Regions from separate parts of the Mus musculus genome. Here region 1 is linked to region 2. The links are chromatin loops, found by intact Hi-C in ENCODE. Cell type or tissue: heart. All regions are shown on one strand. Each heading gives the region's core, and the rest is flanking DNA. Links, peaks and the distances in the headings are about the cores only.

Region 1 (16,249 bases), core at 8,250-16,249, 92 kb after region 2:
GACCCTCTATAACTCCAGGCCCTACCAACATGTGTACACATCTCAGGGTATCCAGGCCATACCTGAAAGACAGTGAGGAGGGCTTGGGGGAAGGTATCAAAGGTGCTCCTCTTGGTGTGGGTCTGGTCAAAGTTGAACTTGCCCCCAAACAGCTGCATGCCAAGCAGGGAGAAGATGATGATGAAGAGAAAGAGGAGAAGCAGCAAGGAGGCGATGGACTTCATGGAATTGAGCAAAGATGCCACCAGATTGCTCAGGGATGCCCAGTGCCTGCAACAGAAATAAAGTGCAGGGTTAACATTTATTTGGTCAGGAATCAGGAGCCAGGCAGGCCTCCCGTTTGGGGTACACTGGGGCAGAAGGGGTTAAAAGAGGCTGTGGTGCTAAGGTTGGAAGTGGTTTTTGGAACTGAAGTGTGATAAGAATAGGAAAGGAGGATTGCTAAGTTTGGAGTTAGAGTTGGCACCCAGGGTGTGGTGGGAGGTGAAATTAGTGGGGAGGCGTCGATAGAATTGGGTTTCATGTTGGGACTGGGATGAATTGGGCGTCGAGCCATGATGATTTGGGGTTGGAGGAGTTGGGAGAAGGTTATGATTGAAGGTTTGGTCTAGGAAAGGGGATTCAGAGGAGCTTGGGGTTTGGGAGAGCAGAATGGGGTTGCAGTCGGAGAAAGGTGGCTGGCCAGGAGTAGGATGATGAATCAGAGATTTGGGAATGGCATTATGGTTGGTGCTCAGTGATGGCGCTAGGGCTGGGGTTGAGGTGGGAGATTGGGTTGGGCTTGGGATTAGAGAGTGGACCTGTGGATTAGATGTAGTTGGGGCTGGGGTTAGAGAGGTTCTGTGGCTGGGGTGGGGGGTAAGCATGGAGATGGGCTTGGGGGTGGTGAAGTCAGTTGGGAACTGGGATGGAAATGGAAGAGGCACTATTCCTGGTGACTCTCCTCTCCACGAGGGTAGGAATCTGTGCTTTCTTTGCTTTTCCTAGGGCCCAAAGGTCAGCATGTAGCAGTGGGTGCTGAACAGATGCTTGCTAAATGAACGAGGAGGCTGAGAGAATTATCTTTGGAGCAAGGGAGTAGAGTTGGGTTGCATTTTAGGCCCCATGCATACATACCTGGTGACCTTGAAGATCCTGAGGAGACGTACACATCGGAGCACTGAGATGCCAAGAGGCTGCATGGCCCCCACCTCCACCAAAGTGGTTTCTAGGATGCCCCCACAGACCACGAAGCAGTCAAAGCGGTTGAAAAAGGAGGCAACGTAGACAGAGGGGCCCAGGCCGTACAGTTTGAGGAGCATCTCCACAGTGAAGAGGCAGAGCAGAACTTTGTTGGCATACTCTGTTGGGAGCCGGGGTGTGGGGCGTTGTGTAATATGGCAATGTTTTTAGGAAGCCAGGAGCTTTGGTGGGATCTTGGGGGAAGCAGGGAACAGGCCGGGTATGGGCTAGGGTTTGGTTGGGGTTAAGAACTGAAGTGAGTTTGTAGGTCAAAGCAAGTGAGGTTTGGAGCTGGGGCAGAGGGTAGAGTTGAGGCAGGGGCCAGAGTCACCCTTTGTGAGTCCAAGACAACTCCATACTCCATGGTACAGTTAGCATCTAGGATTTATTCTTCTTATTATTTTTTTATATTTATGTCCTATGATTTTGCTTCTGGGAATGAAATCCAGGGCTCCACACATGCAATCTTCCGCTGAGATACAGCCCCAGCTCCAAGCCTAGGGTTTCTTTGGGACTGAACTGGTTTGGAGTGGGGTTAGGAGCAGGACTAATAATAAACTTGGGTTTAGGACTATAAGGAATCATAACAGTTGATACTTGATGTAGGCCAAACACTACGCTAAGCATTTTACAGCTGAGCTCATTTAATCCTCCCAACCACTCCATGCCATGGACACTTATCATTGTTTCCATTTTGCTTATGGGGAAACTGAGGCACAGAGGGGTTAACTTGTTTGGAGAGCATGATGTTAAAGAGTCAGGATTCCACTTCCTGCTCTGACCCTCGGGAGCTGAATCCTGGGGTTAGTTGCTCGACGTTAATGGCATGGTGATCAGGACCCTTAACCTTAAAGTTTTAGTGGAATGACATTTGTGTTTGGCCATGTGCAATACCGAGACTAGAGCTTGATACACATAGCAGGTAGCACGTAAGTGTGGTCTGCACGGTGGGATAAGACAAATTAAGGTTTCTGCACTCGTCTGAATTGGAAGGTGGTATCAGCGGTCAAAGACTTCCTAGAGAGCCTGCCTTTGAACTTCTGGGGTGAAGAGAGCAAGGGATGAAGAAGAGAAGCTGGCAGGCAGAGGCTCACCTTGGGTCTGGGTGAGCCACAAAGGCTGCCCATGGTGCTCTGAAGCTATGGTCAACGTGTTGAGGAAGACGAGCAACAGTACAGCCCAGTAGCAGGCGTTGGACTTGACGGCCCGGCGGCAGCGTGCACGGAGACCCCGGTTGGCTCGGCGGAAGTGGCGGCTGGGCAGAGGAGAGCCCATCACATCATTGAGATTGGCCTATGTCAGCCCAGTGTGCAGGTCGGGGAGCCCAGAAGTCCACATGGGCCATGGAGGTGGACTGGTCTCAAATTCAGGGGGCCAAAAGATTGCACAACCTTTCACAACTTACCAGATCCTTGTTTTCATAATCTTGTTTCTAGAAATGATTGGAAAGGGGATATCATAAGGAGCAAAGAGGGACTCAGCAGCTATGACTGGAAGTCAGGTGTTTGAAGCTAAAGTAAGAGTGGGGGTCTGGGCTACATAGGGATTGAGGGCTGGGATTCCTCACAGGCAGCGTGTACAGCTAGCCATGGTCCCCTCTTCTTCATCCTCATCTCCAGGGGTGTCTGTCATGGAGCCAGTGTCACTGGCTGGGAGGCTGGCTGCAGACAAAGTGAGGTTAGAGGTGAGGACCCAAAGTCTAGGTTCCAGTTTTGGTTTTTCCCTCAGTCCACTCTCCCTAGCTCTGCCCCAGTCCTTGCTGGCTTAGTCCTCACCGTGGCTGCTGGTGGAGTGTGTGGAGCGAGTAGAGTGGCTGAACCATCGCAGCCGTCCGCGCCTCCTATTGGTCAGCTCTGACAGTTGTGGCCCTGTGGGGGATAGTTGTAACTGAGAAGAGTGGCTTGGTGGCAGAATTAGGGTCAAATCTAAGGGACAAGGAACTAGTTGGAGTCTTTGTATCTGAATCTGGGTTGAGATTCTGTGCCCTGATCCAGATTTGGGGCAAAGCCTAGGGTGGCTGCAGGCTTGGTCTGGGTTTCAGGAGGGCAATCACATCAGGGCTAGGAATGAAGCGGGGCCAGAATTGAGTTGCCTACGATGGCCCGCCCGTCCCTCTTCAGCAAGAGAAGCCAAGTTGCCGTCTACTGAGGGGTCATGAAGGTCTAACTCCTCAGCCTGTGTGATCCAGTCCAGGTAGCCCCGAAGGTCTTCTTCCATCTGCTGCTTCTCCCGAAGCTTCTGAAAGTCACCTCGTGCTTTTGCCTTTTCTCTTTCCTTGGAGAACTCCCTGGAGGAAGAGGGAAACAGACTACATAAGGAAGTCACCCCCAGTAACCTTGCCTTTACTACTCCAGCCACAGTAGCTTTCTAATTGTTCTTTGGATAGACCAAGGACATTCTAGCTTCCACGCCTTTGCGCCAGCTGTTCCCATGACTTAGAATACCATCAACACTTTCTCAAGAGGTCCTTCCTGATTTTTAAAAGAATCTATCTATCTATCTATCTATCTATCTATCTATCTATCTATCTAATCATTCATGTGCGAGGCAAGTGGGTGTCATGGCCTGTGGACCAAAGGACAATCCAAGGGAGATGGTTCTTCCCTGCTATTATGTGGGTCTTATGTCTTAAAATTAGGTCATCAGACTTGGCAACAACATCTTTAGCCACAAACCCATGTTGCTGGGTTCTGGTTATTATTAATATCTCTACCTACCTACCTACCTACCTACCTACCTACCTACCTATCTATATATAGACAGAGACAGACACAGAGAGAGTGAGACAGGGTCTCACATACTCTAGGCTGACCTTGAACTTGCCAGGCAGCCTAGGCTGATCTTGAACTTGTTATGTAGTCAATGTGATTCTCCTGCTTCTGCCTTCTAAGTGCTGGGATGACAGGTGTACATTCTAAGCCTGGCTTGATTATATATTTTTGAGAGAGTGTCTCATTACTAGCTCAGGGCCTCACCAAACTTGCAATCTTTCCTGCCTCTGGATGTTGGCTACAGATGTGCAATGCTACACTTAGCTTTGATGTTCCCAGTTATTTCTTTTTTTTTAAAAAGTATTTATTATTTGTGTGTATGTGTGTAAGCCTGCCTGAATATGTACATCAGTTGCCTTCAGGAGCCCCCAGAGGCCAGAAGAGGGAATCAGTTCCTTCAACAGTGAAGTTACAGGTGGTTGTGACCTGTCATGTGGGTGCTGGGAACTGAACTTGAACCTTCTACAGAGACAGGGTTTCTCTGTGTAGCCCTGGCTATCCCAGAACACACTATGTACCAGGATGGCTTCAAACTCAGGAGATCCTTTGTTTCTGCCTCTTGAGTGCTGGGATTAAAGGCATGCGCCACCAAGCCCAGCTTTGGCAAGCATGCTTTACTGAGCCACTTCCTCAGCCCCAGATGTGGGTATTTGTAATTGTAACATCTCCCTGTTCCTCTTTATTTTATTTTCTCTTCACAGTGCATATTTTGTGTGTGTGTGTGTGTGTGTGTGTGTGAGTGATGTGAACACATTTACTTATTATGTGTTGCTATTATTTGTATGTTCCTATGAAAATGCAGGTGTTTCCATGTTCCTTGTTTCATTTCTCTAACAGTGCCTGCCACGCAGTCGATGTGTAAGTTGGAATGACTGAGGGGACACATCAGATTATTTTAGTGCTGTTAGGGATTGAGCCCTGAGCCATAGAAATGCTAGACAAGTGCTCAGACTTCATTTTTTTTAAACTTTAGAAAAAAATGAGGCAGGGTCTCACTAAGTTGTTCAGGCTAGCCTTAAACTTGAGATCTTAGGCTCCCAGGTAGCAGGGATTGCAGGGTTGTGCTGCTAAGCCGAGCTCAGATGGAGTTTATGGAAGATTCTTGGGAATTTGGTGGCACAAAAGGGTGGTGAGGGGTTGGAGAGATGGCTCAGCGGTTAAGAGCACCGACTGCTCTTCCAAAGGTCCTGAGTTCAAATCCCAGCAACGACATGGTGGCTCACAACCATCTGTAATGAGATCTGACACCCCTCTTCTGGTGTGTCTGAAGACAGCTACTGTGTGACTTACATATAATAAGTACATCTTAAAAAAAAGGGGGGTGGCGAGATGGGGAGAATTATAGGGGAGAATATCCAGGCTTCTTACCCGCTTAGGACTCCAAGCACAAGGTTGAGGACAAAGAAGGACCCAAAGATGACAAGGCTCACAAAGTACACCCAAGGCAGCTCATACCCCATGGCATCCTGCATCTGGAGAGAGAACATACTCCATAGCATGCAGACAGGACAATCTGAGCTAGGGAAGAAGGGCAGGTGCAGCCTCCAAGCGGTGTGAGGACTTGTTCGCCTCACCCAGTAGAGGACGTCTGTCCAGCCTTCCATGGTAATACACTGGAACACAGTTAGCATGGCAAAGAAAAAATTGTCGAAGTTCGTGATGCCACCGTTGGGTCCTGGCCAGCGCCCGCGGCACTCGGTATGGTTCAGTGTGCATGAACGCCCAGAGCCAGAAGATGCACAAGGTGATGGGTCCTCCTCTGCTTCCATATCTGCAGGAAAATTGGAGCCTGGGGCTATGAAGCAAGTCACACACTGGTCCCTGCCACTCTGAAGCTCTGCCCTTATAGGGAATTTGTTTCAACGCCCTAGATATTTTTAAGGCAAAAGGAACCCTGGGCTCCTCTGCTAGGGTCAACCCCCTGGAAGTATTTGAACCACTGGGAAGCCGAGTCATTCCAACATGGGTCTGGGAAGAGTGAAAGTACATGAACTGGGGGAAGAGTCTTGTGAATATGAGTCTCTTGAAAAGAGGGCAGAGAAAAGGCTTGGGCTCGGGTCTACATAAATGCCTATGGGTGATTTTGTGGAGTTTGCAGTCTAAAATGCAGCAGACTGAGCCTGTGGCTGGAGTCTTGTGATACCTGCACAGTCATTGCTGAGGGAGGGGTTGTATTCTGGGATTTTTAGGGAGGAGTCTTGAATACAGGGATGGGTTTGGCTATACAAGGTTAGAATCAGAGCCTAGCAACCAAGTCCCGAGAAACGGAGTGGGCTTTCTAGAAGCAAGATGGGAGCCAGAAGTGAGGGCAGGGGGCGTGTCCTGTCCTGTGAGAGGGTGCTGGCTGACCAGATCCCAGGAAGTAGCATGTCTTGTGCATTCGTCCGAGGAATAGCTCGAGTCCGATGATGGCGTAAATGATAATGACGAAGAGCACCAACAGGGCAATGTGCAGCAGCGGCACAAGCGCCTTCATGATGGAATTGAGCACTATGTGCAGACCTGTGACGGGGAGGGGCAGGCTCAGCGCGTTCGCCATCAGCCTGGCGCCCCTCCTCCAACTTGGTGAGGGACGTATACTTACTCGGGACCCCAGACACTAGCCTTAGAGGTCGTAGCACCCTAAATGCCCGCAGTGCCTTTACATCGAAGCCTCCTGGCTTTCCTCCAGTATGCGGGGCATCTCCTGGCCGCCCAGGTCCTTGTTCCAGCAGCACGCTGAACAGCCTGATGGGGAGCATTGGGACGTGGAGGGGAGAGTCAGGGCTTTGGTTCCCGCCCTTTCCCTTATTTTTCATCGGGAAAGCACAACCCCCCTATAACTGGAAACGCAAATGGTTTTAAATATGTTAATATTACAGATTTTAGCTGCTGAATAGGGGCTGTCTGAAGCAAACGCTTCCTTAAGCCCCAGAATTCAATGGATTGCGAACTAGGGTGGGGTGCCCCCCTCCCCTTGCAGACGCGCACCCGACCACGACGATGATGAAGTCGAGCAGGTTCCAGCCATTGCGAATATAGGCGCTGGGATGGAGCACCAGCCCATAGGCTACGATCTTGAGCACTGTCTCCACGGTGAAAATCACCAGGAACACGTATTCTACCTGTTCCTGAGGGCGGAGCAGGGGGCGGGGCGTGAAGGCCTCGATTTATTTCGGGGCAGGGTCAGACCCCGTGGGTGAGTCGTAGGCACAGGTTAGGGTTGCTTTTGCCAGGACCAAGAGTGAAGTAGGGTAGGCCCCGGAGGGGTGGGGTCTGGCTGGGTGGTTTTATCTGTAGCTCTAAAGGGAACTGCAGTCTGGTTGGGGATGGGGTAGACCTCACCAAGTTGTGGTTAGCAGTGTTGGAGTCGTCCTCAGGGAAGGGGATATATACCCCCAATGCCACGCAGTTGGCAAAGATTGTCAGGAGGATGAGAATATCAAAAGGCCTCAGGTGAACACACAGTTAAGGACCCAGGAAGAGTGACATTCAGAACCCACATTCACTTAGTGCCCTCTTCATCTAGAGTTAATTCTAGACTTCAAGGTTTGGACATTCCCAACCCTGCCCTGACCAAGGCCTTAACTTTGGCTCCTCCCCATCATCATCATCATCATCATCATCATCACCACCATCATCATCATTTTGAGAAGAGTCTCATGTAGCTCAGGCTACTCTCAAACCTCAAACTTGTGCTATGTAGTTGATGACCTTCAACTTCTGGTCCTTCTGCTTGTACCTTCTGAGAGAAAGGCTCACAGGCATGTGCCTCCATATTTAGTTTAATGGGGTCCTAAGGATTGAACTCCAGGGCTTTGTGCATGCTAGATAAACACTCTACTGACTGAGCTACATTCCCAAGTTTACTTTTTTTTTTTTTTTTTTGAGACACGATCATGCTATGTAGCCCAGGCTGTCCTTGAATTTTCAGTTCTGCCTCAGCTTCCTGAGTTATAGGCACATGCAAGCATGGCCAGCTTAGTGCTAGACTCTTGATCTTGGTGACCTTCATTCCTCTGGACTCCCTGTCTATTCTCTCTCTCTCTCTCTCTCTCTCTCTCTCTCTCTCTCTCTCTCTCTCTCAATTTGCAATGCTTTGGATTGAACTCAAGGCATCTAATACACTAAATAAATACTTTACCACTGAGCTACACGCTCACCCCAGAATCTTTTCCCCCCAATATTTGATCATTGGTCTCTAGTAATCTCAGGCTTCCTCCAGTCCAGGCTTGACTTAACTCTAGACTCTTCGACACCCTAGTGATCCATCCTTACCCCTGAGCCTCGCAGGATACTTCCACTCTACAATGCTGATGCAGGACCGACGAATGGGATTAGTAAGGGTGAGGCAGAAGAGCGCTCGAGGTGATCTCTGAGCACTGGCCACCGCCACAGTCTTGTGTTTGTTGTGCTGGGTCCTTCTTCTTGGGGTCCCCAGGCCTGACGCCCCGCTGGTATCAGTCCCCACAGTTGGAGGCCCAGGACAGAGCCCCCATTCAGGGCCAGGGCCAGTCCCATTGGCTGGACTGGGCTCTGGGGTTGTATCTGTGTGGAGAAACAGGAGTCAGGGAAGGGACAGCATAGGACAATCATAGCCATTTCTTGTCCAGTCCCATCCCTGTATTTGATGGGAGAAGAACATGTAAAGCTATGGGGAGATGGGGGATGCTTGAGTTATGAGTTGAGGGTTGACAATCAATGTTGGAATGAAGTTTAGGGTAGAGGGATTTTTGCTAAGGAAAGCGGTCGAGGACTTGGTTAGATGATCACCATGCTGTGCATTTCAACTCCAGGACAAATTTAAGTTGTGGATTTTGTGTCTGCGTGGGTCTAGCCTCAATTGATATATGCAAGAATGGAGTTTGGTTGAGGTTTTATTTAGGGCTGAAGCTGGGTATTTGAATGACTTGGGCTTGGAATTAGGATCAAAGTGAGGGAGGGATACATTTTGAGTAGAATTTGCCTTTTGCATTGGTGTTTTCAGACTGTAGTTTCATGACTCTGTCTGTGGCTTTGTTTCAGCTTTTGAGAGGGGTAAAGGGTCAACCTGGTTAAGGTCCCCAGCTTTGAAGGAAATAAGACGTCTGGATTAAAATCCTTACTACTATTTAGAAGTTGTGTATTGCATTGAGTCAATTATGGGATTACATCTGAGCCTCAGTTTTCTTATCTGTATAATGGAAAGGATAATAATAGTTGCCTGAATTATAAGGATGTTGTGAGGAGTAAGTTGAGCTCAATATTCATACGAATGTCTAGTATGTGATATTATTTTGATTTTGAAAATGAGAAAATTGAAATGCAAGCGTTAATAATTTGCCGAAGTGGCTGAATCAAGAGCCAAACCAAGGCATTCTGACTCTTGAGCCTCCGCAGCTTACAGCAGCACTAGCTGTATGTTCCTGATCTGCATTCATTTTGTGTTTGTAGAAGGAAGGGTCTGCTCAACCTGGAGCATTGGCTCTGTGGTTAAGAGCTCATAGTGCTCCTCCAAAGGACATGGGTTTAATTCACAGCACTCACATGGCAGCTCAAAGTCTCCTGGAACTCAAGTTCTAGGAGATCTGACACCTTTTCTTACCTCTGCTGTCAATGCACACACATGACACTCATACATAAACTCAGGCACATACACACACTTATAAGATAAATTAATAACAACTTGAAAAAGGGTCTGTGCTGTTTCTGGACAGCCAGGGAAATCACTCCATAGCAGTACTGGCGTCTAGATGTTAGATGACCTTCAAGTTCATGATAAGGTCTGTAGCTATCATGCGGTTTGGATTCTAATGTCCCATGTGGTGGAGGTGGGGGATTGTCTTTTGGTTAGCAGGGTTTAGATTAAGGTTTAGTGTGAGGCTGGATTTGGAGTGAGTGCTAGGGTCAGGATTGAGTCTGGGTTTCATTTGGGAACTAAGGCTATGCATAAGGTTAGGGGCTATTGAGGATAACACATAGGCTAGGTTGTGCAATTGAGATTGGGTGACAAAGAAGCTCTTTTAAGGGGAGGCTAGGACAGGAAGAGGGGGATGATACTCTAGTTCCCCAGAGACCTCTCTGGGAGTAGGATCCAGGTGGGCAATTGGTAGGTGAGAGGATGAGGGTGGACCAGAGCCCAGGGTCACTTCAAGGGTCTTCAGGGGTGGATGGCTTCTCTCACCTTTCCCGACTTCAGATTCCGACATCCTCCTCAGGAGATATAAGGACCATCTGCACACAGTCCTCCCTCTCCTCTCCCAGCCTTAGAGAGATTAAGGTCACGGGGCGGGGAAAAATGGTGTCAGTTGGGAGGGTGAACAGGGGGAGCAAATGGGATATTTGTAGGTCTGAGATTGGCAAGGGGAAAGGCACTGGTTAAGTGTATAGTAAATCGATATCTGCACCAAGCAGGCAGAAACCAAAATACGAAAAAAAAAAGGTATAATTTTCCAATAGCATATAACACTTGAGGTACATAGGAAAAACCTAATATATATATATATTTATCTCTAGGAAAAAAGTCAGATAGTAAATATCAAAGGGACATAAAATGGAGAAATATGTAACATTTAGTGATGCTGTAAAGTTCCCCAAAGTGATCTTCTTGGCATTCTGCATTAGCTATACCAAACAAAATCTCAGCATAGTTTTCTTTGGAATTGACAGTCTTTGAGACAAATGACAAAAAATAAAAACAAAAACAAAAACAAAATACCAAAACACCACCACCAACAACAAAAAACCCCAAAACCAAAAAACAAAAAAGCCAAATCCATTTTGAAAAAGAACAAGACAACAAGATGGGAGGGCTTGCCATATATGATATCAAGACTCATTGTAAATCTACAGTAATTAAAAATAGAATACAGTCAGGGGCGGTGGTACAAGCCTTTAATCCTAGCACTTGGGAGAAAGAAATATTATTATTACAATTTTGAGGCCAGCCTGGGCTACATTGCAAGATTTTGTTGTCTGAAAACCAAACCAAAGCAAGACAGGATAGCACAACGAGAGGAGAAAGAGAGAGAGAGAGAGAGAGAGAGAGAGAGAGAGAGAGAGAGAGAGAGAGAGCTTAGTTCAGAAACTGAGTCAAGTATGTGATGTGTATGTGTGATTATGACAAATGTTAGCACTACTGGATAGTAGAGACAAAAGAGGCTGTTCAATAAGGAATGGTTTCATAAGGAGGTGATCTCCTTCTGTAGCCCAATCTACACTTGGGACAGGTGCTGAGATTACAGATGTTTACCACTACGCCTGGTCTAGTAATTCTTTGCTTTTTCCATCTATTTTGTGTGCATGATAGTGGTACTGCTGCACATGTGTAGATGTCAGAGGACATTTTGTAGGAGTCCATTCTCTTTTTATGTCTCTTGGGTCCCAGGGAGGATCGACCTCAGTTTGTTGTGGTTGGTGGTTAAGTAGGTTTACTCGAGCAATGACGTTTGTTTTATTTATTTAAAATCTATTTATGATCCTTTTGTGTGTGCTCACGAGCATAAATGTGTCACAGTGCACACGTGGAATTCAGACTCTTATCAAGTCATTTCCTGCCTTCCACCATGTGGATCTCAGGGAGAGAACTCAGGTTGTGAGGCTATCCTGAGTCACATCCCCAGTCGTAGCAATTATGTCTTAACCCTAGGAAGAAGGTATTATCCAAATTCTCACTTTACAGATGAGGCTAGCAAGACACGGGGGAACAGTCATTTTGTACACGTATAAACTTTTATAGCTTGGAAGATGAACGTGTCTTATAAATGAAAATTTTTCTCTGTCCTGTCTCTCAACTCCCCAGCCCATTTCCTTTTTTTTTCCCTTGGAGGAGACCATGGGACTACAAGTGAAAGAACTACAACTTCCAGGAGCCATTACGTAATTCACACCCCGCCTCCAGCGCCGCTGCCTGCGCAACGCTCACTCCTTAGAACTACATTTCCCAATGTTCCTCGCGCGGCACGTGACTCTCTGTCCTCGCCGCGCCGAGAGCAGCGCGGAGAGCTCCAATTTCTCTGATCTGGTCCTAGACCCAGCCCCGGAGTTAGAATTAACTCCACCATGGAGGAGGCTGACCGAATCCTCATCCATTCCTTGCGCCAGGCGGGCACGTAAGTACGCAACCCCCAGTCGCCTCCAATTGCTCACATCCGGGACTCCAAATCCTAGGACCCCCATTACCCGGGAACCTTAAAATGAAGACCTTGACACCCAAAGGCCCAAACTTACAGGATTCCGAAGCCTCTCCTCCTCCTCCCTGCTTACACTCTAACATCATGACTTTCCTAAATACTTTGATGTGGACATTGGGTAAAACCTCGAGGACTCAGACACCTTACAAACTGAGACCTGCATATGCTGGGATCCTGATATCTAGAGGTTCCAGGACACCCACACCAGGAAACTGATAACACAGGAGTCTGGCACCCAGAGTCTCCAGAATTCCTGAGACTGGCAACTTGATCTTCGAACAATAACTCCTGAAACTCCCAGGACTTATCAAAATACCAGGGCCCTACATTCTGACAGTAGCAGCACTTGGTAACACAGGAACACAAAGGATGCACTATTTGAGGGACCTAAAAGTCCTTGATGCCAAAATTTAGGATGCCCGATTTTTTATTTCTATTTATTGACCCTGACATTTGAGACTTCTGAAAACTCCAGCCTCTTCCTATGTAGCTTTCCCAAACCTCGTAGATCTAGGAGGCCTTGCCATGCAAAGAACAATGTCCTGGTGCCCAGAAATATGGAGACTGTGCCACTTGGACCATTTTCACTTTTGCAGATCCCAGAGGTTGGAAACTTTGAAGTGTAGGGGAGTTTGAGACTTTTCTGAATTCAGGTCACCCTCATTCACCGAGGTCTTAGGACTAAGTAAAGGTCATAGTCACCAGCACCCAGGATCTGTTGAAGCCTTGGTTGTTCCCTGCCCCGACCTGGATTCTAGAGCATTCCCTCTCTAGAAGTCTGTACTTTGTTTCCTAACTACTCAAGCCTGGTGCTTTCCTTTTTAGGGCAGTTCCTCCAGAAGTGCAGACTCTGCGAGCTTTCACCACTGAGCTGGTCGTAGAGGCTGTGGTCCGATGCCTTCGAGTGATTAATCCTGATGTGGGCTCTGGCCTCAGTCACTTGCTACCACCAGCCATGTCTGCCCGCTTCCGCCTGGCCATGAGTCTGGCCCAGGCCTGCATGGTGAGTGCCCTCCTCCCAGTGTGCACACTGTCTTCCTTCCTTTTTCACAAAGTCGCCAAGTTCTTTGACACTTGCCTTCTTCTCTGTCCCTTTGTATAGCTAAAGCTGCTGCCTCTGTAGCCAAACTGTGTGACTAGTTCAGACCCTACCTAGTTCAGTTCACGCTTTCTGTGTGACCCTAACTGTTCTATGCCTTCTCCTTATTTGTGAAATGGAGATGATATAATGAGCTTGTGTGGATTAAATGAGCTGATTCGGTTTGTGCTCAGGCTAATGTTAACAGCCACCTTCTAAGCTTGACATCAAAATCTCACTCCACTGTCACATAGTAGGCCATTTACCTATTTATTAGGGCTGAAGGAAGACCTTGACTGGGTTACATTCTCCTAAATAAAGCTCTGACTAGCTCTGCCCAGACCTCATGGGCATCCTATCGGACCTGCGATTACTTGTTTCATCAATGGGACTGGGGAAGAGGAAGGTCATTGTCTGTTCCATTGTATTGTGCTTCTCATAGTTCCAAAAATGATGCTCTCATGAAGCACCCACCCCTCTTCACTTCAGAGCTGTGCCCATTTACTGTGGTCAAGAGCAGAGAGGTCTACCTTTTCTTGTAGCTCACTGTCTTTGCAGCTTTGAACCTGCCTTTTAACCTTTTTGGTCCTCAGTTTCTCTGTGTTGGCTGTGTGTGAAAGCCAAAGTGAACCAGTGTGTAGCTCAGTTTCAGAGTTTGTACTTCATATGTATGAGGTCTTGGGTTCAAGTCTCCAGCATGCACAAAGCAAAAACTGAGTTGCTATAGGAATAGTTGATCACATACTTTGGCAGCCTGTATCCCAGCAGCCTGTGGCTATGGAGTGATTGTTGATTTTTCCAGAATACTCAATAAATTGCTGTAAGTCTATGGTAGATCTGTAGAGTATCCATCCAGTATACTAAAGGGGACAGGTCATCACAGTTGTTCGCCTTGGACCACTGTTTATGCAGTTTTGGTCTGAGCAGTAACCCTGTTGGCTCTGCCTATCCTGCTCATTACTCTCAGGTTTGCCTAGCTATCAAGAGCTCTCACTTTCTTCTGTCTAGGACTCTAGACATGGTCTAGACCATGGTCCCATGAAACTGTCAGTCCACCCCTGATCTGGGACCATGTTCTGGAAGATGGCCTTCAAAGACGAAAGAAATTATGTCTTCTACTGGGCCTGAAAGGAACTCGGTGGGAAGCACCAAGGTGGTGGGCTGAGGCTTTCTCTGATGTTCCCCTTCTCAGTGCTGTCTGCCTTTTGATCTTGTGGCTCCTGTTGATTTCATTGTGGAGTAGAGAACCTGGTGGTTAAGGGATATATATATCTATATATCTCTATATATGTATATACATATATGTATATATACATACATACATACATATAGATACATACACACATACATACATATATACACATACACACAAATATATATATATGTATGTATATATATATATATATATATATATATATGTATATATATGTATGTATATATATATATCATATGTAATTGTCCAGCTCAGTAGCCATGGTTTGCCAGAACAACCAGAAAGTGTCTCCAATTCAGCACTGTGTGTTCTGGTGTCTTCCTCTGTATATACCTTGCTTCTGGTGTCTATTTCTGTACCTAAGCCACCTCTCTCTTTTTGGCATCTCTTACTATATATAGGTGTCTTAGTATGTGCTCTGTTGCTGTGAAGAGACACTATGACCATGACAACTCTTATAAGAGAAAGCAATTGATTGAGGCTTACTTACAGTTTTAGAGGTCTAGACCATTATCATCGTGGCAAGGAGCATGGCAGTACACAGGCAGATGTGGTAGCTGAGACTTCTACATGTGGATCCCAAGGCGGCAGGAAGAAAGACTCTAGTCTTGGTTGGCATGGGCTTCTAAAACCTCAAAGCCCACCCCCAGTGACACATTTTCTCTAACAACACCACACCTTCTAACCCTTTCAAATAGTACCCACTCCCAGGAGACCAAGCATACAAATCTATGAACCTATGAGGCGATTCTTATTCAAACCACCACAACAGCACACTCCTGGAATGAGTTTTCGTATCAGTCACAAGTCTTTGATTGCAGATATCAAATAAAAAATTCCTAAATAACGTAGCATAGAAGCAGGTTGTTTTTATACGTGTGTGGCCATGATCCTCGGATATAACTTTCTTTTGACAGAATGCATGAATACTCATCGGAATGACTTCTTTTGAGTCAATATTTTGTACCAGGCACTGTGGTAACATGCTTATAACTCAATCTTTGTGACAACTGTCTGAGATGAGTACTTTTAGTGTCATTTTGAAAGATACTGAAAGCATTTTACTTATTTGGATTTATTTTTTTTTAAATTTTCTGCATATGAGTGCTTTTGCCTGAGTGTATATATATGTGCCATTTGTGTGCCTGGTAATGGTGGATGTCAGAAGAGGCCATCACACCCATGAAACTGAAGTTACAGATGGTTGTGAGCCACCATGTGGTTGCTGGGAACAGAACCCAGGTCCTTTGGAAGAACAGCTAGTGCTCCTAACCACAGAGCCATGTCTCTAGCCACTGGTATACTTTTCTTTTCACATGACAGAACTGAAGTACAGAGAAGTATTGGCCTTGGGTCACACAGTCGGTAACATGCAGAGCTTGAGTTTGAGTCCAGGAAGTTTGCTTTCAGGGTCTGTATGTCTTTGAACCTATCTTGAACTCTTGAGAGTCCGTCCTTTCTGGCTGTGTGTTTGCTGATATATATATATTTTGTCTGTTGTTGTTGTTGTTGTTGATGATGGTGGTGGTGGTGACGATGATGACGATTGTGTTAGTGCTAGGGATGGAACCCAGGGTCTTCTCATGTTAAGCAAGCCCTCTGAGCCACATCCCTTGTTCTGTTTATTTTTAGGCACTGCTTATATAATAGATTGGGCTATGGCTTCCCTCTCAAAGGCTCTGGATATTGCTTTCCTAAGCGTCAGTGCTCTCTTGACTTTTCACAGGGCAGAGATCCTGTGTCCTCTTGTGGCCTTTGGATTTTGCGTCATATTTCGGTAGCAATGCTATGCTTTTTTTGGTTTTGTTGTTGTTTC
Region 2 (16,493 bases), core at 4,433-12,432:
AATAAACTACTCTTGTCGCTTCTCATCCCTGACCTCTGACTGCAAGTCACACAGTGCCCTTTCTCCTTACACATCCGGAGAGCCTGCCTGTCCCCATGCTTCTCTAAGTCTCCAGCTCTAAGAGACTCACCTGGCTTCGAGGTGTGGCTATCAAACTCCTGCTGGGAAACAGGCCGCAGGCAATACTCACTAACAGTCACAATGCGGTTGCCCACTGCCAAGCGAACCATGGCCCGTACGTTGTCAGGATCTAGGCCTTCTACCTAAGGTGGGAAGGAAGGAGGAAGGCAGAAGGCAGAGTGTGAATGGACTACTGTTGCTAGCCCTAAAATCTCTAGCCATTACCTCAACCAGGCTTGGTCTGTCTGTCTGTCTGTCTGTCTGTCTGTCTCTCTCTCTCAGCTGTAACCTTTGCATTTGTTTGTCTTGTTTTCGAATAGGAGTTCTCCTAGGTAGCAGAGGTTGGCCAATAACGTAGAAATCCACGCATCTTTCAGTGCTGTGATTCAAGGTGTATACCACTATGCCCAAACATACACTGGGACCTTTGGTGATTAGGAGCAGGCATGGTTCCTTTGTCTGGTCTCTCAAACCATGACTCAAACCCGAGAAGTGGGACCAGGTCTCTGTTCCTGTGTTTCCCTTAGCAAAATGGAAAACGAAGACATGTGGTCTACATGCACATACCCGCTGTTTGTGTGGTGTGTGCACATGTGTGTGGAGGACAGATGTTGACAGCAGGTATCTTCCTTAAATATTCGTTATCTAATGCTTTTTCCTTTTTTTTTTTTTTGAAACTATGTAGATGTAGATAGCCCAGGCTGGCCTGGAACTCACTCTATTAGCAGGCTATCTTCAAAGTTACAGAGATCTGCCTGCCTTTGCCTGTTGAGTGCTGGGATTAAAGAAGTGAAACACCTTACTTCTTTGACATTTTTATTTATGTGTGAGCAGCGTGTTTTTGCTTGCATGTATGTGTTTGTACACCATGTCATGTGCATGTCTGGTGTCTGTTGAGTCCAGAAGAGGGTGTTGGATCTCCTGGGACTGGACGGTTGTGAGCTGCATGGTGCTGGAAATTGAATCCAGGTCTGGGAGAGCAGCAAATACTCTAAACTGCTGAGCCAACACTCCAGCCCCCACCACCGTTTTTTGTTTTTGAGACAGTGAACCTGGAGCTCACTGACTCAGCTCTGCTGGCTGGCCAATGAGCCCCATAGATCCACCTCGAGTCTCTCCTCCCCAGCTCTGGGCTATAGATGGGTGTATGCTTGGCTCTTCCGTGGTACTGGGGACCCAAACTCATGTCCTCATGCTTGCAAGCTAGTCAGGCACTTTACACACTGAGACATCTCCCCAGCTTTCACTTTGTTCAAGACAGGATCCAAGGCCAGACTAGTGTTTGTCATATACCCCAGGCTAGCCTTAAACTTGCAGCAATTCTGTTGGAGTTTCTTAGGTACTGGGTTAGCAGGGTTTCTTCAGCTTCAATACTGAAGTTTTGTGGAAGTTATGGGATATGGTCTTTTCTCCCTTCTGGCTGAGACTGAGGCTCAAAGGCCTTGCAGCTGCCACACTTTGCTGAGTTTTACACAGGCTTTGGGGTCTTCAAGCTTGGGTAGGAAGCTCTTTTCCATGAGCTATCTCCCAGCCCCTTGTTTTTTTGGGCACAAGTTTTGCTAAATACCTGAGGGTGGCTTTGAACTCACTATGGTTTTATTTTTTCTGCTTGGTGCCTCTTCCTACTTACTGAGCTAGATCCCTACTCCTTTAAAATGTTTATTTTACTTTGGACAATTGCTAGGCTGCCTTTGAATTCCCTACAGAAGCCAAGAAGCTCTTGAATTTGTGATCTCCCTGCCTCAGTGTCTGCAGTGGTAGGATTACAGGCATGTACCATGACACCTGGCAGCCTTTCCTAACCACCAGGCTTACTCACTCCAGCTACCTGACATGGCTTCAGGAATATGTTTTCTTACCTTGCCATAGAGGCCCCGGTAGGGGCCAGAAAGGACAACCACAGCTCTTCCATGCATCAGCCCTTGAGGTTGGCCTTCCTTATCATTCTCTCGATCCCCATCTGGTCTTGGTGGGTGGTGAGAGCCTACGGAGGCCAAGTCCTGAGCCTCCATCCGGTTGGCACCTAGCCCTAAGCCCTTCGGCCTTATAGAGTTGACTCGGGGCTTCACTACCCTGCAGAGAAAAATAGGCTTGTAGGAGTACAAAAGGCAAGCCTTCCAATATCCAACCCACCTCAGCAATCCTTGTTTTAATTGTTAATTTACTTGTGTATGCTTGTACACCACAACACACATGTAAAAATCAGACGACTGCTTGGGGGTGGGAGGGGCTGTTCTCTTTCAGCCACGTGAGTTCTGAGTTCATCAGGATTACAGACAAGGGCCTTTACCTGCCCAGCCATCTCACCAGCTCACATCTGTATTTAATTACCCTTTCTGATACCATATAAGGACTCTGTGAGTTATAAAAATGCCAACTTTTCTTTTTTTGTGGTGTTAGGGGTCAAATCCAGGGCTTCAATGCATAAGCCATTCTACCATTGAGCCTCACTTTTAGTGCCCCCATAGCAATTTCATGTAGTGTAACTAAATTAACTTGTCCCATATACTCTTATTACTCCTATCTACAAGTGCCAAGTTAGGTTTGTATAAACAAATATACTAACTAATATATTTACAGAAGAAATCATAATATGTACACAGAGCAAGGGGAACAGTAAAGAATGTTCACTATCAATCACAGTCATATCTGGCTTACCAAATGACTTAAATTCTTTGGGATTTACAACTGCAAAGGGATTTTGCTTTCAGTTCTACAGATGGAAGACCTTTTACATGGTAGGTAAGCTACACACCAGCCCAACAAAAGGACTATAAGTCTATAAAATAAGAGAAAAGATGCTTAGTTTGGGGGCTGGAGAGATGGCTCAGTGGGTAAGAGCACTGACTGCTCTTCCAAAGGTCCTGAGTTCAAATCCCAGCAACCACATGGTGGCTCCCAACCATCTGTAATGAGATCTGATGCCCTCTTCTAGGGTGTTTGAAGACAGCTACAGTGTATTTACATATACTAAATAAATAAATGTAAAAAAATGTTTAGTTTCTGCTAGTTTATTAGGGACTAAATCCTACTCTTGCAACAAACCTGTGAAGTTAGTACCGCCTGCATTTTTCAGATGAGGAAATTGATCCACAAAGAGGACCTTAGTGTTCTTTTGGAATAACAACGCTGTGGAAACCACAGTTTGAAACAGTAGTGGGTAACTAGTGATAATGTCCTCCCTCAGCACCTAGATAGTTCTAGATTAAATGTAACTACAGGGGTCTTATTTATACCCATTGTCCCCCCCATTCCCCCCACCAAACTCACTGACTGAAGGTATTGCCGATGCCCTTGCCAGGTTTCCATCCCATGCCCCGCAACATGGCCAGCCCATAGGCCTCCACAGGGACTGCCTCATAGTCGGCTTCCTCCGGCACCTATTGGTCAGGCAGGAGAAGAGAGTCAGGTTTTGCTTGGGATGGGCCCTCTGCCATGCACTTGCTGCCTGCCACTCACGGGCTGACTTTCTCTAGCCCTGGCCCCTGAACAGATAGCTTGAAGGACAGTTTTCATTTCTTATCACTCCTCACTCTGCTCCTCCACCCCCGAGTCTTTCAGTAACAACAAAACGTTTTTTAGGATTATTTTATGCTATGTGTCTGAATGGTTTGCTTACATATATGTATGCCCATGATGTGTGTTGTGCTTGGTTTCAGTGGAGGTCAGAAGTGAGCATTTGATGCCCTGGAACTGGAGGTATGGAGCAAGTGTTCTTAACTCTGAGCTATTGCTCTACTGCCCCTTCTTCCCAGTCTGTCTGCTTGAGACAGGCTCTCACTATGCAGCTCTGGCTGTCCTGGAACTCTCTCTGTTGACCAGACCAGGCAGGCTTTAAACTCAGAGATCAGCCTGCCCCTGTCTCCTAAGTGCTGGGATGTAATACATGGACCACCATACCCAGCTTCAACAAATATCCACATGCTTTCAAAAGATTTACAGGACCTTTTATTTAGGTGCTGAGGATAAGGAACTAATAAAATGGAAAAAGTCTGTTGGGCCTTATGATCTAGTTGTCAAGACATACAACAAATCGAGTTCTGAAAACACGATACATCAAGTGGTGACACATTTAAAAATAAAGTGGCACTGTCCAGTAGGCCCTGCTATGTATGAGGTAAGGGAGGAATCTAGCTTAAACCCAAGAATTTGAAACCAGCTTGGGCAACATGCTGGGACTCCCCCCACCCCCAATCTCAAAACCAAACCCAAACTCAAAAAATACCTGGCTAAGGGAATTCAAAGGGAGATGGGAGCCACGACCTGACATTTAATCAGATAAATGATAAAAGATAGCAGAACAGATGAGGATGTGAGAAGACTGCTCCAAACAGACTCGGTTGTAAAAATAAAGGGCATACTTGGGAGGTGGGAGCAGCTTATCTCTGTGAGCTCAAGGCCAGCCTGAGCTACACAGTGAAGCCCTGTCTCAAAATACAAAACAAGCAAAAAAAAGAGCCTGCAGTAAGGTTAGACTTTGTATGTATGGTTAAGAACCATGGAAATCAACAGGAAAGGTGGAAGCAGAGATGGTAAGGAATTAATGAGGAGAACTGGAAACGTCATGGGACCAAGAGTCACATGGGAGCCCCAAGAAAGACCCATGAGAAACTTAGTCCAGATGCTGCCTCTGCCCAGGATGCTAGTAATGTGGATGACTAAGAAGCTATTGGCTTCTGGATCTACTGAAGTGGAGATGATGAGGTTGGGCTGATAGGCTACGTGTAGAATATGAAATAAAAAGGGAAGTCAAGGATTGGCTCCAAGGATTTTAAGCTGAGAGGACGGATGGCTAGAATTGTGGTCATCTGAGATGTAGATGGTATGGAGGCTTGGAGATGGGGAAATTAGAGAGATGAGGTCAAGGCCAGAACAGGATAGAATGAAGTATGGGCAAGAAGCACAGCTCATTCCAGGACAACCAGGGCTATACAGAGAAACCCTGTCTCGAAAAACCAAAAAAAAAAGTATAGCTCAATAACAGGCATTTTAGCACAGGGAAGGTCCTGAATTCCAATCAAAGCATGAAAAGTAAAAAGAAAAAAAAAGTTTTGTTTTCTTAAGGAAGGCAAAGTGGGACGTAGTTTGCACACCTTTAGTTCCAGCACTTGGGAGGCAGAGGCAGGCAGATCTCTGAGTTTGAGGCCAGCCTAATCTACATAGACATTCAGAACAGTCAGGAATACAGCAAGACCCTGTTTCCAAAAAAGTAGGGCAGACCAAAGCCTGATTATAGTTGTAAGCATGAAGTTCAAGGTCATTTTTATCAACAGAGTGAATTCAAGGCCAGCTTAGACAACATGAGACTGTCTCAAAAAGAAGAAAGTAAAGCACACGAGAAGGCTAAGACCAGCTCAGCTGAAAGAGAGGATGTATCACAAAAATTGTCTGAATAAAAGCTAAAATACTAGCCAGGCGTGATGACACATATCTTTAATCCTAGCACTCAGAAGGTAGAGGGAGGTGGATCTCTGTGAGTTTGAGGTCAGCCTGGTCTACATAAGTGAATTCAGGATGGCCAGAGGATCTCTGTTATACAGAGAAACCCTGTGTCAAAAGGAAAAAAAAAAGCTAAAAAGCTAAGAAGCTGAACTCAAAACTTGACTTCCACAAACACACTTTCCATCTCTTTTGCTGTCATTTCTTCATTCCTTTCCAATGATACAGCACACTGCAAGTTGGCTCAGATTGACCCATAAGTGTTGCTTTCTTGGGCTGTTGCTGCCATTAAGAGTGCCCACTCTGAGCTGGGCGTGGTAGAGCACGCCTTTAATCCCAGCACTCGGGAGGCAGAGGCAGGCGATTTCTGAGTTCGAGGCCAGCCTGGTCTACAAAGTGAGTTCCAGGACAGCCATGGCTATACAGAGAAACCCTGTCTCAAAAAACTAAAAAGTGCCCACTCTGATCATTCTTCTCTCACTAAACCCTAACTGTCCTTCCAGCCCTCACTCCAGCCACTCCTATGAATGTGTGTGTCCTTGTGACCTCTATCCTGCATTAGGTTCCTTTCTTCCTTCCCTACCTTCACTTCCTAGTCATTTTTGGTCAGGACAGACAATGGGGACCCTGTTATAACCCTTGTCTGCTCAAGACATCCCCTTAGCTCTCACTTCACTCACAGTAAAAGACAGGAGCCCTCTGGAGCTCAGAATGCCCTTTCTGTCCTGCCCCCCTCTGCCTTCATCCACTGCCCAACCCCTCATCATTCACTGCAATCCAGTAGTAGGCTTTCTCAGTGCTCCTCAAACATGCAGTCTGAAATCAGACCAAAGAAAGAAGGAAAGAGGAAACAGGCCAATGCGGCTCCAAACAATGCACAGCCTCATGGCACCTGTACGTCCTGTCTACTTTGTTGTCCACCTCATTCACATCATCCCAGAATTCAAGTACGTTTTTAAAATGCCCTATCTATTTTGTTAATTTTTCTAATAAGAATGGAAGGAGGAAAGGCTAATTGGCAGGGCTTAGGGACACGCACACACACTTTTCCGGCTATGTGCAAGGAGGCTAGGCAGCCAGGGCAGAGGGAACAGTGTAGGAGGGAGGTAGAGGGGCCGCTCACTGTCTCAGCCTGAGGTTCGCTGTCTGATCCTTCCTCAATGGGAGTACATCCTTTCTGGATCATGGGGATAGTGAGCGTGGGGTCAACACCTGCATTCTCCCTCTCCTCCAGAGACTTCTTGGATTCTAAGGAAGAATGGGAGGGATCAATGAGGCCACAGCCTATCCTTCCAACATCTTCCCCTTCTATCTGCACTGGGGCAGAGCAAAGAGACAGGGTCCACTCACCCTCAATGAGTTCCTTCACAGCCTGGGACAACACACCGTCTGACATCAACACGGTGCTAGTTTCTGAGGATGGCTTAGGGTTCTTGGACAGAGGTTGCCTGCGAGAGCCATTCTGGATCAACGGGATAACCAGCTCCTTGGGGGCTTCTGGAGGGTTCACACTTATGTCGGGAGAGAAAAAAGGTTGGGAAAGTAGACATGTCACAAAGCAGAAATATCAGGCCGGCAGTGGTGACGCATGACTTTAATTCCAGCAGCACTCAGGAGGCAGAAGCAGGAGGATCTCTGAGTTCAAGGCCTGCCCGATCTACAGGGTGAGTTCCAGGACAGCCAGGATGCAGAGGAACCCTGTCTTGACGCCCCCTCCAAAGAAAGAAAGTATAAATATCAAGATAGAAAGGAGGTTAGGAAACAAAGAAAATCAATTTCAATGGCCAGAAAGAAAGAAAGAAAGATCAATGCCCAGTCCTATGGACCATGTTCACAGGTTACTATTCACAGGTCCACTCGTTTTTTTTTTTTTTTTTTTTTTTTTGAGACATCTCACGATTTAGCTCAGGCTGGTCTTATAAACTCTCAGTCAGCCTGGTGCAATCCCCTAGTGCTGGAATTACAACCATGGATCTCTTTAAGTATGTCTTGTGGGAATCAGCCTTAGGCCTTCAACCACAATGGCCTAAAAATCACCATCTTTAGTCCAGATTCTTCCCGGTTCCGGGCCGGCAAGCTGCCTTTTACAAGTCCCCCACTTAGGCCTTTCGGACCTTTGTTTCTTACTTAATTATACTGCTGATGGCCTCCCCAGACTTGAATTTGCCTAGTTCTCCAAATCGGAGAAGCTCCCACAATTTCAGCTGAGACAGGAAGAATCCTGTCATTTTTCCCTCCTTTCCCTTTCTCAAAAGGCACACATACTCAAGTCCCAACGACATTTTTTCTGAGGAATCTATACCTCTGGTTCTCAGGCCCCATTTCACCCACCTAACAAACCTCCCTCTTCTTGCCCTTACATTCTTATGTTCTTCCTGTTTGTTTTTTAGTTGCCCAGGCTAGCGTTCAATTCCTGATCCTCCTGCGCCAGCCTCCCAGGTCCTGACTTATAGGCGTTTGCCGCCACTCCTGGTTACCTCCATAAATTTCCCGAGGCAGTGTTTCAGGCTTTCCAGGCCACTGTCACCAGGACAAACAACTCTTACTCTGCCCTCCTGCTTAAGCCCATTTCACAGATTTCCAAAACGCGAAAGACCCGGCGTTTCACCTCTGCAGCTTCCTCCCTTCCACGGTCGCCAAGAAATCTTTCTCCTCTGGGGCCTGTCTTTCGCTATCTCCGAGGTCTGCCAGTCGCCTCCGGACAGACGTGCGAGTGAACCCGAAAGAAATTGGAGCCATTGACGGGGCAGACGGCGGCGGACTCTCACGGCCCGCCATCTTCGCTCGAGTCACAGGCGAGCGCTCCGCTTGCTGGGAAGTTTAGCTCGAGCCGTGAGGGGCTGGCCGGGAAACGTAAGAATCAATCCCAGCATGCAACGCCTCAAAGACAAGTGCCTTGTAGCCGTGGGAAACAGGAATCAGGGCGCAGAAACTCTTTGAAACGTCATAGGAACGTGCCATACGGCATCCTGGGAAATGTAGTTCTCAGTGGTATAGCCGCTGTGGAAGATTGATTAGGTTATTCCTCGGTATTCAACCGCTATGAATTCAGTTCTAGAGTATCCTATACCCTTTCCCGACATCCTCAGGCACCATGCACGCATGTGATGCACGAACATAAATTCAGGCAAAATGTTTATATACACAAAACAAAATAAATAAAACTCATAATGTGCTTCCACAATGTGAACCTTACTGATAGAGGCTGGAGGCTTCCAGGGCTAGGTCTACTTTAGCAGATGAAAGCAGTAAACCATGGAGACAACAATTACATCAGGCAAATAAAAGTTACATTTACTGCCGGGCAGTGGTGGCGCACACCTTTAATCCCAGCACTTGGGAGGCAGAGGCAGGCGTTCAGGACAGCCAGGGGTACACAGAGAGACCTTGTCTCGAACCCCCCCCCCCAAAAAAAAAAGTTTCATTTACACAAGATGACTTAATGGGTAATAGTGTCTGCTACAAAAGCTGAAGACCTGAGTTCTTGAAGATCCTACATAGTAAAAAGATAGAGTTAGCCACTAGTTGCCTCTGACGGCACCACAAGTGCCATGCTATGCATGAACACATATACATGTAAACATGAACAAATGAATAAAATATGAAAACAAATTTTATCTAATTATATGTAAAGTGAATAACTGTGCAGTGGCTGGTTTTGTGTGTCAACTTGAGACAAGCTGGAGTAGTCAGAGAGGAAGGAGTCTCAGTTGAGGAAATGCTTTTTTTTAAAAAAAGATTTATTTATCTATTATTATCTGTAGCTGTTTTCAGACACTCCAGAAGAGGGAGTCAGATTTCATTATAGATGGTTGTGAGCCACCATGTGGTTCCTGGGATTTGAACTCAGGACCCATTTGGAAGAGTAGTCAATGCTTTTAACCACTGAACCATCTTGCCAGCCCCGAGGAAATGCTTCTATAAAATCCAGCTATAGGGCATTTTCTCAATTAGTGATTAATAGAGGAGGGCCTAGCCCATTTGGGTGGTGTTATCCCTGGGCTGGTGGTCCTGGGTGCTGTAACAAAGCAGGTTGAGCATGCCACAGGGAGCAAGCCAGTAAGCAGTACCCATCCAGGTTCCTGCCGTGTTTGAGTTCTTGTCCTTCAATGATGAACAGTGATGTGAAAGTGTAAGCCAAATAAAACCTTTTCCTCCCCAACTTGCTTTTTGGTTATGGTGTTTCATTGAAGCAATAAAACCTTGACTAATATACGTAGAGAATGCAATAGAAAAATATCCATAGTGCTGGAGAGATGGCTCAGCAGTTAAAAGCACTGACTGCTCTTCTGAAGGTCCTGAGTTCAAATCCCAGCAACCACATGGTGGCTCACAACCATCTGTAATGAGATCTGATGACCTCTTCTGGTGTGTCTGAAGACAGTACTTACATATAATAAATAAATAATTAAATAAATCCATAAAGCTATAGGAAAAAGATTTTTTCAGACCACAAACTCTCAGTGTGGCTAAGCTCTTTAGGTACCTTCATCACCATACTGTGTTTAACTAGGGTTGTTTATATGAGCTGCTTACTTGAGCAAGGGCAGTTTATGGCAGCCACATCACTGAGGAATGTAACACCTACCAACCATTAACTGCCTATAGTTCCCAAGGGAGGATGGGGCCTAATGTGCTCTTCCCCCATCCATGATGGGTTGATAAGTTGTTTTGTGCATGTGAGTTCAGGAGTACAACAGCTGTTGGCATTTAGTCTAAGCTCTGCCCCATAGTTACTTGGCAATAGCCAGGTGTGCCTGACTGAGCTATAAAAGGGGCTACTTGCCCCTCCTCTCTCTCTTACTCCATATTCTCTCTCTCCTCATTCCCCTCCACCTTCTCTCTCCACGTGCTCATGGCCAGCCTCTACTCCTCTCTCTCTCTCTCTCTCTCTCTCTCTCTCTCTCTCTCTCTCTCTCTCTCTCTCTCTCTCCCCTCTCAACTCCCCTCCCCATGCCCTGAATAAACTCTATTCTACACTATACTGTCTGTGGCTGGTCCCTCATGGCGAAGGATTGCTTCAGCATGGACCCGCAGAGGCACCCCCTTCCCCCACACCTGACTGCACATCCACCAGACGTATTCCTTCTCCTCCCTTATATTCTTATAAAGCACAACAACGCCATGCCATGTCCACAAGATAGTCTTTCACTATACTCCTCCCCATCCTTCAAGCTCTTACACGATGTTCTCTCTCTCTCTCTCTCTCTCTCTCTCTCTCTCTCTCTCTCTCCCTGTGTGTGTGTGTGATTTAAATGTCCCATTTAGGACTGAGTACTCAAAGTCACTTCTTCACTTTGATTTTTTTTTGAAGCTCTGCATTCACCACTGCCCACAAAATAAATCTGTGCTCTTAAGCATAAATATTTAGAATGGGGCACAGCAGTGCACACTTTCAATCTCAGTACTTGGGAAGCAGAGACAAGTGAATCTCTGAGAGTGTTGCATAGAGAAACCTGTCTCAAATAAACAAAAACAAATATACAAATATCTAATAAGTAGTTTGACAACATGTCCATTCAGTAGAAACATCAGAGAGTGGCTTCCTACCTCTCAGGACCTGACCATAGGAGCACTTACGTTGCAGTGGGATTTTTATTTAATAACTTATGGCCTCTGGGAGCAGAATTATCCATTAATGCAGAATACTTGTCTTTAAAGTCTTTTTTCTTTTTTAAAAATCTGTTTTTAATTGGCTTATGCGGATGCCATAGTTAGTGTTTTCATTGTGGTGAACAGATGCCATGGCCAAGGCAACTCTTATAAAGGAAAACATTTAATTGAGACTGGCCTACAGTTTCAGGGGTTTAGTCCATTATCATCGTGCTGGGAAGCACAGCAGCATGCTGGCAGACATAGTGCTTGAAGAGCCGAGAATTCTGCCTCTTGATCTGAAGGCACTCAGGAAGAGACTCAATTCCACACTTGCCAGAACCTGAGGCTAGGAGACCTCAAAGGCTTCCTTAACAGTGACACACTTCCTCCAACAAGGTCACAGCTCCTCCAGTGAGGTCACATTTCCTAATGGTGCTACTCCCTATGGCCAGACATTCAAATATATGAATCTATGGGGGCCAATCTTATTGAAACCACCACAACGGATTTATGGGAATGAGCCAATAATCTGTTTTGTTGTATGTGTGATTCTGAGCATGGGTCACCTTACATAACTCAGGCTGGTGTGGAGCTTACTATGTATTGAAAATCCTTCTGTCTGAGTTTCCTGAGTTGGGATTATAATACATTAAGCTATTATCTTCCTTTTATCTATTTTAAGATTTCTTTTTTTTTCCCCTTTGGTTTTTTGAGACAGGGTGTCTCTGTATAGCCCTGGCTGTCCTGGAACTCACTTTGTAGACCAGGCTGGCCTCAAACTCAGAAATCTGCCTGCCTCTGCCTCTTGAGTGCTGGGATTAAAGGCGTGCGCCACCATGCCCGGCAAGATTTATTTCTTTAGCTTGACTTTTGCTGTTATTTTGCTATCGGCAATACAGGTTCTCGCTACACAACCCAGATAGCTATTTTGGAACTTGTCACCCCCATGTCTTGGAGCCTCTTTAGAAGCTGGGATTACAGGTGTGTCGCGCTATGCCTGGCTATTTTGTTGGTGGTGGTTTTGGGGGGATTTTTTTTTTTTTTTAGTGTGTGTGCATGCGTGTTTTGTTTTGTTGTTTTTTGAAAAAGGGTCTCACTTTGTGACACTAAGTTGCTTGGAACTCGATTTGTAGGTGAGGCTAACCTCCAACTCACCTCCCTCTGCCTCCCATATGCTGGGATTAAAGGCCTGTGCCATCACAACAACCTTTTCATTTTTCTGGAAGAGACTGGTACTTGCCATATTTGCCTGGTTTGGCCTGGAGTTCCTAGGCCCCCAGCTCTTGTTGGCTCAGCCTCCCCTGTAGTTTGAACCATAGGTGGCGCCACTTCACTACCCTGTTATTTTTACTACCAACACTATTGATACGGATGAATTAAAGATGGTATCTGCTTATTCTCAATGACGTCACTGCCTTTGAGGTAAATTGTCACAGCTGAAGTGGCAACTACTTCTAGAGGCAGCACAGGCAAAGAGAGCAAGCTTCCTTCTTCCATGTCCTTCATATAAACTCCCAGGAGACGGTCTGGCCCAGATTAAAAGTGGATCTGCCCACCTCAAATATCCTGATTAAGTATTTAATCCCAGCACTCAGGAGGCAGAGGCAGGTGGATTTCTGAGTTCGAGGCCAGCCTGGTCTATAAAGTGAGTTTCAGGACAGCCAGGGCTACACAGAGAAACCCTGTCTCGAAAAACCAAAAAAAAAAAAAAAAAAAAAAAAAAACAAACAAACAAAACAAAACAAGAAAGTAACTTATCACTTTCCTAAAGAAAAAAAAAAAGTTGGGTATAATAGTGCATTCCTTTGATTCCAGAATGTGGAATACAGACACAAGCAGATCTCTGGGTTCCAGGCCAGCTAGAGCTAAAAAAAAAAAAAAAAAAAAATTGTTAAGAGCACTTGCTGCTCTTCGGGAGAACCCAAATTATACACATGAGAGTCTATGCCCAGTAAGAAATTTCAGTTCTTAACACACACTCTCTCTCTCTCCATATATATATATATATATATATATATATATATATATATATATATGTATACACATGTATATTCAGGTACATGTCACCAAGCCTGATTAACTGAGTTTTATCCTTGGGACCAAGGAGAGAACTGGCTCCCGAAGCTGGTCTCTGATCCCCACAGAGAATCCATAAGGTGAACACAGGTGCACACCGAACAAACCAGCAAATGAACGATGGAAGGAAGGAAATTTGGATGACTGGAAATGGGGCTGGAGCGATGGCTCAACTGGTAAAGATCATCTGTTGCTCCTGCAGGGGACCCCAGTTCTGTTCCCAGCACCTACACAGTGGCTTAGAATCATATGTATTCTAGTTCTAGGGGAACCCAAGGCCTCTTTTGGACCTATAAGGGCAGCAGGCACTCACATGATGCACATATGTGCAGGCAAAAACTCATACACAAAAAATAAGTAAAATATCTAAGGGATCCTACATACCTATCAACCAATACCTTATATAGTTGTTACTATTGAGGCAGTATTTCTTCTTCTTTTGTTAACTTCTTTTTTGTTTGTTTCCTGACACAGATACACTTTGTAGTCCAGGTTGGCCTTCAACTTATGGTAATTCCACTGGCTCAGGTTCTGAGTGCTTGCATCAGCATACCTGGCTATCTGATTGTGCACTCAGGACTTGTGTTGGATTTGCTGGCCGGCCAGGTCCTGGACCCTTCCTCCACTCCCACCCTCTCCCACCCACCCTTCTCCAGCACCGTGAACTCTTACAGAATGTCTCCCCTCAAAAATCAAGGTTTTCCTGCCTTAGGGATATTTGTATTCACCATCCTAGAGCCTCTGCCTGAGAAGCAGAAGTATCTTGAAATATGTCATTATTCATGATATTAATGTCTTTCAGAGGGCTGGAGAGTTGGCTCAATGGTTAAGAGCACTGACTGCTTTCCAGAGGTTGTGAGTTCAATTCCCAGCAACCACATGGTGGCTCACAACCATCTGTAATGAGATCTGATGCCCTCTCTGGTGTGTCTGAAGACAGGTAGAATGTACTCATATAAATAAAATAATTTGCTGGGCGGTGGTGGCGCACGCCTTTAATCCCAGCACTTGGGAGGGAGAGGCAGGCGGATTTCTGAGTTTGAGGCCAGCCTGGTCTACAAAGTGAGTTCCAGGACAGCCAGGGCTATACAGAGAAACTCTGCCTCGAAAAACAAAAACAAAAACAAAATCAAACAAACAAATAACATTCTGCTCTCAGTTCTCCTCCTCCTCCTTCTCCCCCTTTCTGTTCTTCTATTTGTTGTTTGTTTGCTCTCATCCAGTTCTCCTACACTAGTTAACTCTTTCAGCACTGCTGCTGGATAATCCTTAAGGCTCCTCCTTCTCCTCTTTCTTTTCTTTACTTTTTTTCTATTGTTGCACTCTCTCTCTCTCTCTCTCTCTCTCTCTCTCTCTCTCTCCCTCCCCCCCTCTCTCTCCCTCTCTCCAGAAACTCATTATGTAACCTAGACTGGCATGGGTAATGCACTGATCTTCCTGTCTGAGCCTCCCAAGGGCTAGGATTACAGGTATGAGCCACCAGTCCTGGCTGCTCCTTCTTCTGAACAAATGATCCCAGGTCAGCTATTTAAATAATCCTCCAGAATTTCCTACCTGCCCCTAGTAACTCCCAGGCTCCTCCCTCAAATAATATGCTAAGAACAACTCTGGAGGTTGTTCTTCCGGGATTTGGCTCCTGAGTATGCAGGCCAGCCCTGTAGCCTCTAAGGGTCACCCCATTTCTCACATTTCAAGCTCTGTTTGCAAAGCACTCAAAGCCACCACACTAGCCTCTCAGCCCAAGTACCCAGCCCTACCGCCACTTTCCAGGGTCTGCATCTCAGAAATGACATTTGAAGCGCCCCTTCTTCTTTCAGCATTTCATTTATTTATTTAATGTATATGTATTTGTGCATATGTAACTATATGGGCGTATATCACAGTATGTGCACTCTTCTTCCACCATGTAGGTCCTGGAAGACAAACTCAGGTTGTCAGGCTTAGTGATCTTTACTGGTTGAGAGCCATCTTGGAATTCATCACACTTTTTTTTTTCTTTTAAGACAAGAGTCTCACTCTCTAGGCTGGTCTTGAACTTAGGAACCTGAGTTTACCCGAGAACCTGCCTTACTTTCCCAAGTGCTGAGGTTATGTGACCACCATACAGGACTGTGAAGTCACACTAAGCTTAGTTACCATCCAGCCCAGCACCCACAACACATTCTCTTCCTCCTTCCTGCTTTCCTCTCTCTCTCTCTCTCTCTCTCTCTCTCTCTCTCTCTCTCTCTCTCTCTCTCTCTCTCTCCTGTTTATGAGACAAGGTCTCACTGTTACCCAGGCTGCCTTGGAACTAGTGGCAATCCTCCTGCATCAGTCTTTTGAGTGCTAGAATCAAAGCTTTGAGCACCCGGCTCAACAAATATATATTTTGAGGGTCCCCTATTACAGAAACCCTAAAGGAATATGTGGACTCCTCTGGGATAACCCCAAGGTGTCACCCCTTTGTCCCCTGCCTCCAAGACTTCTTTTCCCAATCACACTCCCTTGGCCCCATCGAGGGACATAACAATCCTTCATTTGTAGAATCCCCCTCTACTCTGATGTAAACCCAGGAGAGGCTCTGATCCCTGTCTTTGTACTTCTTTGAAGCTTAGGTGCATTGTCGCGTGTGGCAACACACCAGCTCCTATGGTAGGCAGGCAGGCATCCAGGAGAGCCAGAAATTAGTGGGGATTGGATTGGCCACTCACTCTAAAGAGTGTTTGCCTAGCATACATGATACTAGGGGTTCAGTACCTAAAACTGGATAAAACTGAGTGTATTGGGTGTACTGGTACCAGTCTGTAATGCCAGCACTTGAGAGGCAGAGGCAGAAGAGTCTAAAGTTTAGTGTTTCCTGGGCTATATTGCAAGTGTGAGGTCAGCCTAGGCAGTATAAAATGTCAAAAAAAAAAAAAAAAGTCCTGGACAACTTCAAGATTCAGTGAATTGTTTCTGGAATTCTTTCTCCATTAATAGCTAGAGATGTCAGGTTTCTGTAACCATGTCTTGGGGGAACTGTTTCTCCCAGATATTCCCAGAAAACAGGGCCTGTCTACCTCCATCCTCTCCAGGTCTGGGAATCCCTGATTCAGATAACTGTTGTTGTTGTTGTTGCTTATTTGTCAAGACAGGGTTTCTCTGTAGACTAGGCTGGGCTTGAACTTAGACATCTTCTTGCCTCTGGCTCCCTCGTGCTGAAATTAAAGGAGTATACCACCATGCCTGGCTCCTTCGGATATTCTTAATAAGCCCTGCTTACCTCTCAGAAGTTCTGTAAGAAG

Evidence for each region. Hi-C counts contacts between places; a loop is a spot of excess contacts. Peaks named below come from ENCODE experiments on the same cell type or tissue, not always from the same donor. Only the 100,000 strongest peaks of a DNase experiment are listed, where the experiment ranks them.
Region 1: it touches region 2 in a loop (2.7-fold over the local background); 3 of 42 quality-filtered maps call a loop at or near these places.

What each region holds. Positions count from the first base shown.
Region 1 is chrX:7,601,056-7,617,304 of GRCm38, reverse strand. It overlaps Ccdc22 (coiled-coil domain containing 22), which reads left to right and starts at 11,885. Exons shown (of 17, transcript NM_138603.3): 1 at 11,885-12,061; 2 at 12,968-13,145. The coding sequence starts at 12,012. Cacna1f (calcium channel, voltage-dependent, alpha 1F subunit) reads right to left here and starts at 10,202. Exons shown (of 48, transcript NM_019582.2): 1 at 10,135-10,202; 2 at 8,270-8,519; 3 at 7,317-7,422; 4 at 6,963-7,102; 5 at 6,577-6,719; 6 at 6,342-6,494; 7 at 5,567-5,763; 8 at 5,361-5,464; 9 at 3,318-3,508; 10 at 2,997-3,089; 11 at 2,789-2,882; 12 at 2,627-2,653; 13 at 2,316-2,476; 14 at 1,117-1,342; 1 more. The coding sequence starts at 10,159. In heart, for the core only: no CTCF peak of the experiment used is centred there; a DNase peak (open chromatin) is centred at 11,954; H3K4me3 peaks cover 1,079 bases; H3K27ac peaks cover 533 bases; H3K27me3 peaks cover 792 bases.
Region 2 is chrX:7,689,070-7,705,562 of GRCm38, reverse strand. It overlaps Gpkow (G patch domain and KOW motifs), which reads right to left and starts at 8,429. Exons shown (of 11, transcript NM_173747.3): 1 at 8,168-8,429; 2 at 6,910-7,070; 3 at 6,683-6,807; 4 at 3,391-3,500; 5 at 1,980-2,193; 6 at 131-263. The coding sequence starts at 8,337. In heart, for the core only: no CTCF peak of the experiment used is centred there; a DNase peak (open chromatin) is centred at 8,432; H3K4me3 peaks cover 1,608 bases; H3K27ac peaks cover 950 bases.